Linked DNA regions of Homo sapiens: region 2 is linked to region 1. The links are chromatin contacts, found by Hi-C or POLR2A ChIA-PET in ENCODE. All regions are on one chromosome and are shown on one strand. Each heading gives the region's core, a stretch centred on a gene start or an enhancer-like site at or near the end of the contact. The rest is flanking DNA. Distances are from core to core; before and after follow the strand shown.

Region 1 (5,669 bases), core at 1,119-3,618:
AAAATAAATCATGGAAGAGTGACAGGGAGCCCTGGGGACAGAGCTGCTATTTTATAAAGAGGTAGCCAGGAAAACCTACCAGAGAGGGTTACACTTGAGAGGAGGCCAGAAAGGAGACAGGGAACTTGCACTTTGATCTCTGGACGCAAATGCCGACAGCAGTTGTGCACAGGCCCTGCAGTGGGAGCATGTTACTGATTGAGGCTGGACTACATGAGGGAGAGAGGAAAAAAAGCAAGAAAGGAAGCAAGGGCTTGGTCATGTGGGGCCTGGAAGCTGCTGAATGCATTGGCTTTTACTTTGGATACTCCCGCATCTAGGAGATATGGGAGCCTTTGGAGGTCGAGCAGAGACATGCTGTGATCTCACTTGTGTTTTAATAGGGTCCCTCTGGCTGCTGTGTTGAATAGATTCAAGTGTGGAAGGAGGAAGGCAAGTGTGGAGGCAGGGAGACCAGTTAGGCAACTGCAGTAGTAGAAGAGAGCTGGTGGTGGCTTGCATCAGGGAAATGGCAGTGAAGGTGGTGAGACATGGGCTAGAATATGGGTGTATACATACATACAGACATACATCAGCAGGGCTATGTTCTGAGAAGTGCATTTTCAGAAGCGCATCCACATCTGTGGGCCCCTGGAGGCACTGAAGGACCTGGGAGAGTTTGGGGTGCACCTGTCTCTCTCCTCGAGACTGCTGAAGTGGAAACATCATAGAGTGTACTTACACTGACCTGGATGGTGCAGCCTACTACACACCTAGGCTAAATGGCTTAGCCTGTTGCTCCTAGTATACACACCTGGACAGCATGTTGCCGTATTGAATGCTATAGGCCATTGTAACACAATGGGAAGTATTTGTTTATCTAAACACATCTAAATTTAGGAAAGGTACAGTAACAATATGATACTATAATCTTATGGAACCACTGTGATATATGTGGTCTGATATTGACCGAAACCACATATCTCATTGGGATTCGTGTATGGATTGGATGTGCTGTGTTAGAGAAAGAAAGGAGGCAAGGATAACTGCAAAGATTTTGCTGAACAACTGTAAGAGGGGGGTTGCCGTTCCCTGAAATGAAGACTGTGGGAGAAGCAGGTTTAGGTCATGGTCATTGGGCCATAATTTATACCTCTGGTCTGCATGTTACTTTCTTCTTTTTTTTTTGAGACAGAGTCTCGCTGTGTCGCCCAGGCTGGAGTGCAGTGGCGTGATCTTGGCTCACTGCAAGCTCCGCCTCCCGGGTTCACGCCATTCTCCTGCCTCAGCCTCCCGAGTAGCTGGGACTGCAGTCGCCCGCCACCACGCCTGGCTAATTTTTTTTGCATTTTTAGTAGAGACGGGGTTTCACCATGTCAGCCAGGATGGTCTCAATCTCTTGACCTTGTGATCCGCCCGCCTCGGCCTCTCAAAGTGCTGGGATTACAGGCGTGAGCCACTGCGCCCAGCCCTGCATCTTACTTTCTATCAGGCCAGTGGTGTTTCTTTGTGAACTGGCCTTCCTGTGGCCTTAGTTCAGGGTCCATGTGCTTGCAGTCCACACATGTGAGCAGTGAGCTGTCCTGTTACTTTTGTGCTGTGACATTTCTCCTCTGGCACTGGGGTTTTATTGAAGCTGTTTAAGAGGCTTCCACACCAGGACTATTACTAGAGCCCAAGTTAGTAGGGTTGCTCACAGCTACTGTCTAAGGACAGTAAAAGCAAGTCCCCATCTTGCCTTTATGTCATGCACTTCTTTGTCTTGTGCTTGCAGGTTGCAGTCTGCTGAGCAGACCTCCAGGCCTCTCTGGGCCTCTGTGCTCCTGTCTGTAAATGAAGGGGTAGGATGGGCTGCTCTGTAATGGCTCCCCAATTCTACCCTCTACACATGCCTAGACCAGACTTCTGACTTCTTTTGTAATCTCTGAATTACTTTGATTCAGTTGACCTCTCTAAGGCTCATCTTATGTAAATAATGAGCCTGTAAACCAGGGTCCTGTGACTTTGGAGTCCTTCCTAGACTATAGGCTCCTCTGAGCACCTGTGGGTATATAGTAAATGGATTTAGGACACAGCAACCTGGAATCACTCCCAGCCCTGAGTATGAGCATCTGTCACTGGAGGCCTGTTCCAGGCTGTTCCTGGCTGCAGCATTTTGAGCTGAAGGCAGGCTGACTAGGGCAAGGTTAAATTCCACCATCCCTAACCCCTTTGCCTATTACTTGTTGAATGGTTTCTCAGGTTAGGTTCCTAAGAACAATGGTTCTTAAACTGTGATCTCTGGACTGGCAGCATCTGCATCATCTGGGAACTTTTTAGAAACAGCTTGTCTGACCCACTGAGTCAGAAGTTTGGGGGTGGAGCCCAGGAATCTGGGTTTTAACAAGCTTTTTAGGTGATGTCATGCGTGTCAAGCTTTGGGAAGCAATGCCCTAGGGGCCAAGCCTGAGTCAGATTCCGGTACATGTAATTTGTTGGGGGCATGCTCTCAGGAGGAAGTGGGGTGAGGAAAGTGGAACTGGGCAGGGGAAGGAGCTCAGCAAAGGTGTGAGGGCTAAGGGCTCAGGCTGATCCCCTGGGGAGATGTGGAGCATGAATTGACTCAGAGTTAGTCCCATGTTTAAGGCAAGGGAGTGAGCTTTTTGTGCCCCTCTTAGTCATTGGCTGTGGGCTGCCCATCCTGGAGTGGGGCGGGCAGTGTGCAACCTCCTAGATGAGTTTGGCAAAGGACGATTCTCCAGAAAAGGATGCAGCTGTGAGCCCTTAGCAGCTGACATTGACAGCAGCTGGGAAGTATTTACCTGTCTGAGGCAGCTGGGTGGGACACCTGTGGCCTCCATGTCAGTTCTCATGGCTCCTTCTGCATTCACCCAACCCCTAGGTATTACAGTAAAGATAAACTGCAAAGCCTGTCCCTGGATATCACCTTAGATGCATTGGATGCCCTGGTGAGATGGGCCAAGCAGGGATCTTTTACAGGTTAGGATACAGACTCCAGAAGGTGAGACTGAAACGAAACTGTTTCCAGGCTCAGACAGCCTTTCCCATCATGACATGTGCAGCCCTCTGCAAGAGCATCATATTACCCATTACTGGCTTTGTGGCTGGGTCACGTCCTTTTGTCTTAGTGAGTTCAGAGGTGTCATAGCCCAGGTAGGCACTGGGGATGCCAGTGCATGATATGGTTCCCTGCCTCCAGAAGCCCAGGGTGCACTGGGATGCCCTGTGTAATTGGGTGCTAAATTGTGGCCCTCACAAAGGAGTGGAAGTTCAGGGAGCAGTTAAGGGACGCTATTGAGGGGGCAGGAGGGCCCTGGGCTTGGAGAGGCAGTGTTTAATGCAAAAGACTTCCTGGTAAACCAGTAACATTGGAGAAGGAATGGCTGTACTTTTAATTCACAGATCCAGGGGAAGATTAACCTGCCTTGTTCTGCTGTGGGTCTCTGCAGCCTTGATACAGCCAAGGGCCCAAAGCCTCAGTGTTTCTGCCTTTGCATTGAAACACTCCTCTGACACTGGGGATGCCTGGCAGTTTTTCAGGTTTTGCAGAAGAATGGACAGTAGATGGCAGCAGATCTTCATCAATCCTCCCAACCCCAGCGATTTAGTCTCGTTGCCCTTGTTGCATAATTTAATTCAGGGGACATTCACCAGGCCCTACCAGACCTTTCTTAAGCAGTCCAGGGGGAGAGAGACAAGTGCATCCCAAACTCTCCCAGGTCCTCTAGAGCCTCTGGAGGCCCCCAGATCTGGAGTGAAAGCCACGGGCGCACAGATGCCTCTCTGTGTCCTGAGGGGGAATGAATTGTGCCAGCCGGGACTTGGAGGAGGCTTACAGAGGATGTGGCATTTGCGGTTCATTGACTGTTCCCTGCTTCTGAGCATCCCAGCTCTGAAAACATCTGCACCTCATGGGATGAGTAATGGGGAGAATTTTCATTTTAATTTGTCTTTATGCATTATTTGGACTTCACATCAGACTATTAAGGTTCAAAATCTGACTCTTGAGACACACAATACCTATTTCCTTTCCAGCATGCCGGTCATCCTGTGTGGATAGTGGCCTGCTTGGGCTCTTGCACTGGTTCAGCCTCACCTTCTTAACCTGTTCTGGGGACCTCTCTTCTGTGGTGGATACAGCTGTCCTCCACACCTGCCATTGATGCCCGATGCTCAGCCACTTCTCCCCACTTCTCAGCCTGTTGATCACATTTTACCCTATACATGTGCCCCCAGTCCACAGTGGAATGCCATTTCTCCTTCTGATTGCTGGCCTCCTGAAAGTAGGCACAGGAGATTAAACATGAGAAACAGCTCCAGTGCATGTTACAGGCCACTCTGAGCCCTCCAAAAATGGGGTTGATGACCCCTAAACCTTGTGTGGTTATTATAACCCCAAGGTACCTTCAGTTCCATGGTTTCCAAGTCTCTGATCTGATGCGTCTGCAGAGGAAAGAGATTTCCCTTGACTCAGATTTCCTTTGAGATCCAGAAAGTGCGGCTAAAGAAGTGAGAGAGTGGCCACACATCCCCCTGGAAGGGAAGATGAGTGATCTTGTATTGTCCATCTGTGGACATCAGCATGGCAGCTCTGAGATCTCCCTTGGACCACACCTGGGCCCTTGCCAGCTCCATCCTAGGTTCTGAGTCCTGGGATACAGGCTGGGAAGATGTTCCATGCAGGAGAAGTAGCAGCTGTTAGATGGAAGGAAGTTGTTGGGCTCTGAGATAATATTTGGGAGATGAGTGTGAGAGAGCAGGAGTGGTATTATGGAGAATCTTTCCTGTATTCCTTTTTTTCTCACTCCAAGATGCTTTTGTGCTGCTCTGTTAGCTATGTTCCAGCAGTTCCTGGCTACCAGAATCCCATATAAAGGCCCACATAGAGGTTAGTAGGACCAGAACAAGGCTGAGTGAGGTGAAGCATCTAGGATGCAAAATGTAAGGAGCTACTCACTCTCACAGTTGTTCAGCTGCAGGCTGGACACCTGCATTAACCTGAGAGGGAAGGTCTCTTAAAATTTTGCACCTTAGGCTTCTTGATTATCTCACCCTAATCCTATCCTGGTTAGCAGAGTTTGGCTGCTTTCTTTTGTTCCTTCAGTATCTTGGACAACCCTCAGTATAGAACAATGATTTGATAACTCATATTTATATTCATGAACTTTTTGAGGCCTGGAATGGGGCCTTATTTCTCTGTCTTTACTCAGCCATGTCTCTGTACCTGGCAATAATAAGTGCCAAGCAAATGAGAGAGTGCACTTAGCAAGGAGAATGGAAGGGAAAGTTATGCTAATCTGTCTGTGATAGTATCGTGAAACTTAAAAGTGGTAAGTCTTTCATATAATTGAAACAATTTGAACTTTAGTTTGCCTGTTGGCATTCATTAATTTACTCAGTAATTTTTTTGTTCATACAAAACTAGTTACATGACTGCCTGATCACCCAACCATATATCTAGCCAACTAAACAACTAACCAGCCATCTGACCACCCAACCAACCAACCATCCCAACCGACCAACCAAACCAACCAACCAACCCAACCAACCATCCAACCATCCATTCATCCAACAAACCATTCCACCCATCCAATCATCTCACCCACCCAACCAACCAACCCACCCAACCAACCAACCTAACCAACCCGGCCAACCAACCATCTAGTCAACCAACAAACTATCCAAACATC
Region 2 (5,669 bases), core at 2,026-4,525, 1.4 Mb after region 1:
TCCTCGTCTGTCTCTTGCCGAAACCTAAAACTTCATCTTAACTTTATTCAAAGGAGTATATATTGAGAGGATAGAGGAGGAGGTGCTTGGAGTGCAACAGCCAAGTCACGTCTTCCTTGCCCTCCCTGGGGTTACATTACATACAAAAAAAATTCTATTCATATTTTTCAATTATCTAAGCGTGTACACATGTAGCAAGGGTAAATATTTGCTATTATCTCAATAGGGGTACAGCATTCCCATTAAGGGAGCAGAAACTGGTCTGCATTTAGGCAAATATAAGTTGAAAGGAGTAGGACGTGAGATGCTGAGGACAAGGGTGTGAGCAGATCCATCAAAGCAAGAGAGATAGTCAAGTGGCTGCTCTGCATGAGAGATCCCAGGAGTGGCTCTGATTCCTAAAAGGGAGGTGGAAATAAAGGGTAAAGAATGGAGGAGGATGAGGATAAAAGGATGTACAGTGGTAGGCCAGGAGCAGCATGGGCAAAGCAGTCTTTAAAATTTTTATTGGTGGTAGAATGGCTAAATGGACTGTTGAAAATCAAACTGAATTTAAATGGTCTGTCTGCAATTGCAGTGCATATTGTGGCTCTCTCTTGTTCATCCCTTCTTAATCTTCAGTCAAGCTCTGCTTTGACCAATGCCTTTGGTTACTCTCCAGAAAAAGGAGGAGGAGGAGCTTCGTAGCACATCTGAGACTATGTCAGAGCAATAGGAAGATAGCCAGAAGCAAATAGAGGAAAGCAATCGACAGAGGTAGGAAATCAGGGTCAGAAGAACACCACCATCCCAGGTACTCACGGAAGCATCAGGGAGTGCTCTGAACTTCCAAATGTCAGCACACAACAGCAGTGTTAAGCCTCTTCACCTAGATCTCAATGGACTTGGAGCTTCCAGCTGACATCTGGGTTACATGTATCATCCATAAACTCTTAGAAGCTACTTATGGAATCATCAGCCAGTCCACTGGTGGACCACTGGCTAACATATTAGGGACCTAGGGATATGTCTTTGTATATATTTCAAAGACTCTATCAAGCACATTCAAAAAGAGAAGGCAGAGTGAGTCTCAGTGTCCTGCCCCTTACCCCCATACACATGCCAGTCCATCACTCTGACCACAACCACCAATGCTTTCCAGGACACAGTGAATATTCCTCCGCTGGATGGGCTCCTGCAAAGAGCTCATGACCCCATGACAGGGATGTCATACAAGGGATTTGAGCTTTAGACAGAGTGGTGAGCACTGGACTGGATCATTTGTAAACTCTACTTTAACTTGAAATCTTTCAAATCCCAATGAATACATCTGTTGACTGAACCAAGCTGATCGGCTTGCCTGATAACAACTGTGTTTGATGAAAGGGGTGGAGAAATGGGGTAAGATAAGGTGGTGAAGTCCCCTTGTGGGCAAGCAGAGAAATTTTGGGTCAACACAAGTTGGGGTCTAACTGTGGCTCTGAAACATGGATGTGTCACAGGTCACTGGGGGAGCTTCGAGAGGATGATTATAAGTGTAGATAAGAAGCTAGTAGCCAGCTGTCTTGTGTTCTTTTGTGTTGCTTGCGTGGTTGATTGATTGGTTGGTTTTTGTGGTATGAAAACTTAACATGAGAGCTATCCTCTTAATGTATTTTAACGTGAACAATACCATATTGTTAACTACAGGGATTATGTTGTACAGCAGGTCTCCACATCTTATTCATCTTACATAATAGAAACTTTATACCCATGGAGCAACAACTTCCTGTTTGCTCCTCCCCACACCCAGCTCCTAGCAAACACCATCCAATTCTGCATTTCTATTAGTTTGACTATTTTGCTTGCCATAGCACCCTACATGTACGTGATCTCATCTGTCCTGGATCCCTTATATGGTTCTGTCTCAAACGTAGTACATGCCCCCGAGAACACTGAAAGCCCAGCCACCAGCCACACAGTCCCCCACTCATGGCATTTCTCAGTCGTTCCTCCCACATATTTCTTCTTCTTCTTTTTGTCTTCATCCATCCCCAGTTCAAGCTCCCTTCTTTTGTCACCAACCCTCCTAGCCATAACAACTGATCTAGTAAAGTTCCCTGGCTGAACTCTAGCACTGTCTCGGACATGATTTTGAGTTCCCTCTGGGGCTCCATACATGGCATCACCATGTCATAGGTGCTGCCTCCCTCTATTTCAACCAACCCCAGCGATCACCCCACTGCACATCTCTGCCTTCCATTTCCCATCTCTGCAGAGGGAAGGTGATCATTCACCCAGCACAAAAATACGAAGGGCCGCCCCTTGCTTCACTCCCCCATCCACCCTAAGTACTCCAGCTCTTTCACAGGAAAATCTATTTCCAAAAATACCTGGATTCTTAATTAATCTCTATTTTCTTATTGCTTTTGATACCGCTATAGTAGTCCCCCATTATCCGAGGGGGTACGTTCCAACAACTGCCTGAAACCAGGGATGGTGCCTAACATGATTGCTGTTAATCAGAACACGATTCTGCTCATGTCTACCCTCCGCAAATTTAATAACACTTCCATCTTAACTAAGCACTTATCCTGTCCTGTGGCCATAACTTTTGCAGCTTTAGTGCAACAACAAAACTAGCACGAATTTCTGTTTCCTTCTTTACAGTTTCACAGATAGAAAATTCGCTCTCCCTGTGGATCTCAGCAACCTTGGCATACAGTTTTTTTCTTTATTAAGTCAAGAACTTTCACCTTTTCACTTAAAGAAAGCACTTGCTGGCTTCTCTGTGGTGTATCCAAATTGCCAGCATCAGTACTCTTGCACTTTTTACTAAGTGCACTTAGAAATTGCACTTAGGCAATTACTAAATAAAATAAGGGTGATTTGAACACAAGCACTGCAATCTGATAAACGAGAGGGCCCCTAAGTCACTAACGTGTAGGTAGCATCTACACATGGATCCACTGGACAAAGGGAGGATTAACATCGTGGGTGGGGCAGAGTGAGATTTCATCTCGCTATTCAGAGCAGCACTCAAATCAAAACTTGTGAATTGTTTATTCCTGGAATTTTCCATTTCATATCTTCAGACCGCTATTAGCCACAAGTAACAAAACTGGGAAAGTGAAACCGCAGATAAGGGAGGACTTTTGTATTTTCTTGTCCACGATTGCTCATCTTGGGGGAGAAATTAGTCCTCCCTCAGGAAAGCAACCAGAACTCCAGCATACAGCTGCCCAGCCACAAGAGCTCTGTGGGCACTGTCTCCCTCGCTCGGGCTCCTCCAATGCCCTGGACTCCTGACAGAAGCTCTGTCCAATGCACTGAATGCAGCGTCTTTTACGTCCTCTAGAGGAGAGGGATGCCACCAAAATCTGGGCTTTTTCTGCCACACTGTGGCCACGTCTGAACACTACATGTGGCCACGTCTGAACACTACATGTGGCCTTCATTCCCTTACATGTGGTATTTGGAGTTTTTTCCAATGAAGATTAGAAGTTACCTTTTTTACCTATTATCCCCATTCAGACCCTCAAGCCTCAGCTAATGCTCACTTTCTCCAGGAGGACTCCCTTGAATTCACCTCCACACCAGGCTGGCTGAAGCGTCCCCGTTCTGACTCTCCCAGCTCCTCCTACCAATTGCTAGCATTTCCTTCCACATGCTGTATTGTAGTAGTCACTTCTGTCTCCCTAATTAGACTGCAAACCCTTTGAAGACAAACCAACTCATCTGTGTTATCTCCATGGCTCACAGAAGAACAGAAAAGTCTTCAATAAGTATATATGAAATTAAAGAAAAAAGGGAAGAAGAGAGGGGAGGAAGGCTGAAAACTCAAGGTAATAACAACCAGCCACACTTATTGAGCGCTTGTGGTATACAGTCCCTGTGCTTCATATAATGAATTCCAGGTTATCAGGGCCAATATCCACCTCTGCTGCCCCAGCTTCATCCAGCAATTAAAGGGTCCATGTCTGTCCTGTCAGGGGTCTCCTGGACTCTAGTCCTTCACATAGTCCATGACCAGCATCTGTTCTGATGTTCAGTGACCACGTCACATGTTTTCAAGTATTTTAACATTCACCCTTGCATGTGATCATCCACAACAACTTGGAAATAAGCTCTAGCATTGAGGTGAATCTGGCTGGGCTTCTGGGTTGGGTGAGGACTTGGAGAACCTTTCTATCTAGCTAAAGGATTGTAAATGCACCAATCAGTGCTCTGTGTCTGGCTAAAGGTTTGTAAATGCACCAATCAGCACTCTGTAAAAACGGACCAATCAGCACTCTGTAAAATGGACCAATCAGCACTCTGTAAAACGGACCAATCAGCACTCTGTAAAATGGACCAATCAGCAGGATGTGGGTGGAGCCAAAAAAGAGAATAAAAGCAGGCCAACCCCCCAGCCAACCCGTTTGGGTCTGCTTGTGCCCTGCAGAAGCTTTGTTCCTTCCCCCTTTGCAATGAATTTTCCTGCTGCTGGCTTTTTAGGTCTGCACTACCTTTATGAGCTGTAACACTCATTCTGCAGTTTCACTCCTGAAGCCAGCGAGACCATGAAGCAACCCCAAGGAAAACAACTCCAGACATGCCACCTTTAAGAGCTGTAACAGTCATTGCCAAGGTCTGCAGCTTCACCCCTGGAGTCATTAAGATCGTGAACCCATCAGAATGAAGAAACTCCGGACACATCTGAAAATCTTAAGGAACAAACTATGGACACACCATCTGTAAGAACTGTAACACTCACCAGGTGGGTCCATGTTTTCATTTTTGAAGTCAGCGAGACCAAGAACCCACCAGAAGAAACCGATTCTAGACGCAGTACTGTTCTAGGATCAAGGTGTGGAAAATGTGTTTTTAGAGGGGTAAGGTTACCTGCTCAACGCGGCACAGAATTCATAATTCTGGACACAGAATTCAAACCCCGGCTTGACCCCCAGAGCTTACATGGTGGCTGCTGGGGACTCTCCCACTAGCATGTAGGAGACCTTTGAGGATATATTCTGGGGGGATTTGGGGATTGTGTATGCTGATAATGGGACGGCTCACTGATTAGGATGCAGAGGAGCAGGGGGAAAGGAGCAGAAAGGGGCCAGTTTATGCAGTCTTCAATCAGCGTTTTTCTCTAGGTCAGGTGCAGTCAACCAGACACGGCCCATGGGCTCAAGGAGCTGACTGTCTAATAGAGACCGACAGTTGCATAAAACAGACATGTCTAGAGAGGAGGGTTTTTAGGGCCTGGCACTGGAGGGCAGCTTCACCAGCATCCCAGAGAGCAGGACTAGAAAGGGACCCCACAGCCAGCTGACTTCATCCCAGAAGTCCCCAATGTCAGGAGCCACAGTGGGTTCCAGGAGCTCCTCACCAAGTTGAGGCCTGGACCTGAGCAGGGGAGATCAGCTGTTCCCCACACTGCCCTTGTGGCTACGATGCGGTACCCACATGGGGTACTTTCCATGCGGCACCCATGTGAGGTGCCCACCATGCAGTACCCACATGAGGTATTCTTCTAGCTCACCCTGCCCACTGCAGAGCATGGCAGTGCCCACACCCGGTGGCTCTCGCCCCAGGACAGCTGGCCTTGTGATAGATGCCATTCTCAAACCATCTGCTGGTTGGAAGCTGGTGTGCCTGCATTCACACAGCGCACTCAAGTCAAGGTCAGTCTCAACTCTTCACTGTCCTGGACACTGTCATTCTCC

What was found. Hi-C counts contacts between places; a loop is a spot of excess contacts on that map. ChIA-PET counts read pairs that join two places held with the same protein, here RNA polymerase II (POLR2A). Pooled maps may share reads with other maps.
Region 2: a loop to region 1 is called in a map of IMR-90, with 5 times the contacts of the local background. The contact joins two enhancer-like sites. A Hi-C loop is called at or near these places in 1 of 168 maps with a recorded cell type or tissue (IMR-90) and 1 of 50 pooled maps. POLR2A ChIA-PET finds 5 or more read pairs at or near these places in 1 of 52 experiments (PC-3).

Annotation. Positions count from the first base shown.
Region 1 is chr7:30,797,348-30,803,016 of GRCh38, forward strand. The region is part of intron 5 of MINDY4 (MINDY lysine 48 deubiquitinase 4); the gene reads left to right. All of the region lies in intron 7 of INMT-MINDY4 (INMT-MINDY4 readthrough (NMD candidate)), which reads left to right. Among named protein-coding and RNA genes, the nearest start is that of MINDY4, 29 kb to the left of the region's middle. RefSeq lists enhancers at 2,453-2,572, 3,439-3,568. Within about 2 kb of position 2,369, at least 6 of the 41 ENCODE cell types and tissues checked have a DNase peak (open chromatin) inside an H3K27ac peak, as active enhancers do.
Region 2 is chr7:32,201,241-32,206,909 of GRCh38, forward strand. It overlaps a transcript of PDE1C not described here. Among named protein-coding and RNA genes, the nearest start is that of PDE1C, 130 kb to the left of the region's middle. RefSeq lists an enhancer at 3,901-5,100. Within about 2 kb of position 3,276, at least 2 of the 41 ENCODE cell types and tissues checked have a DNase peak (open chromatin) inside an H3K27ac peak, as active enhancers do.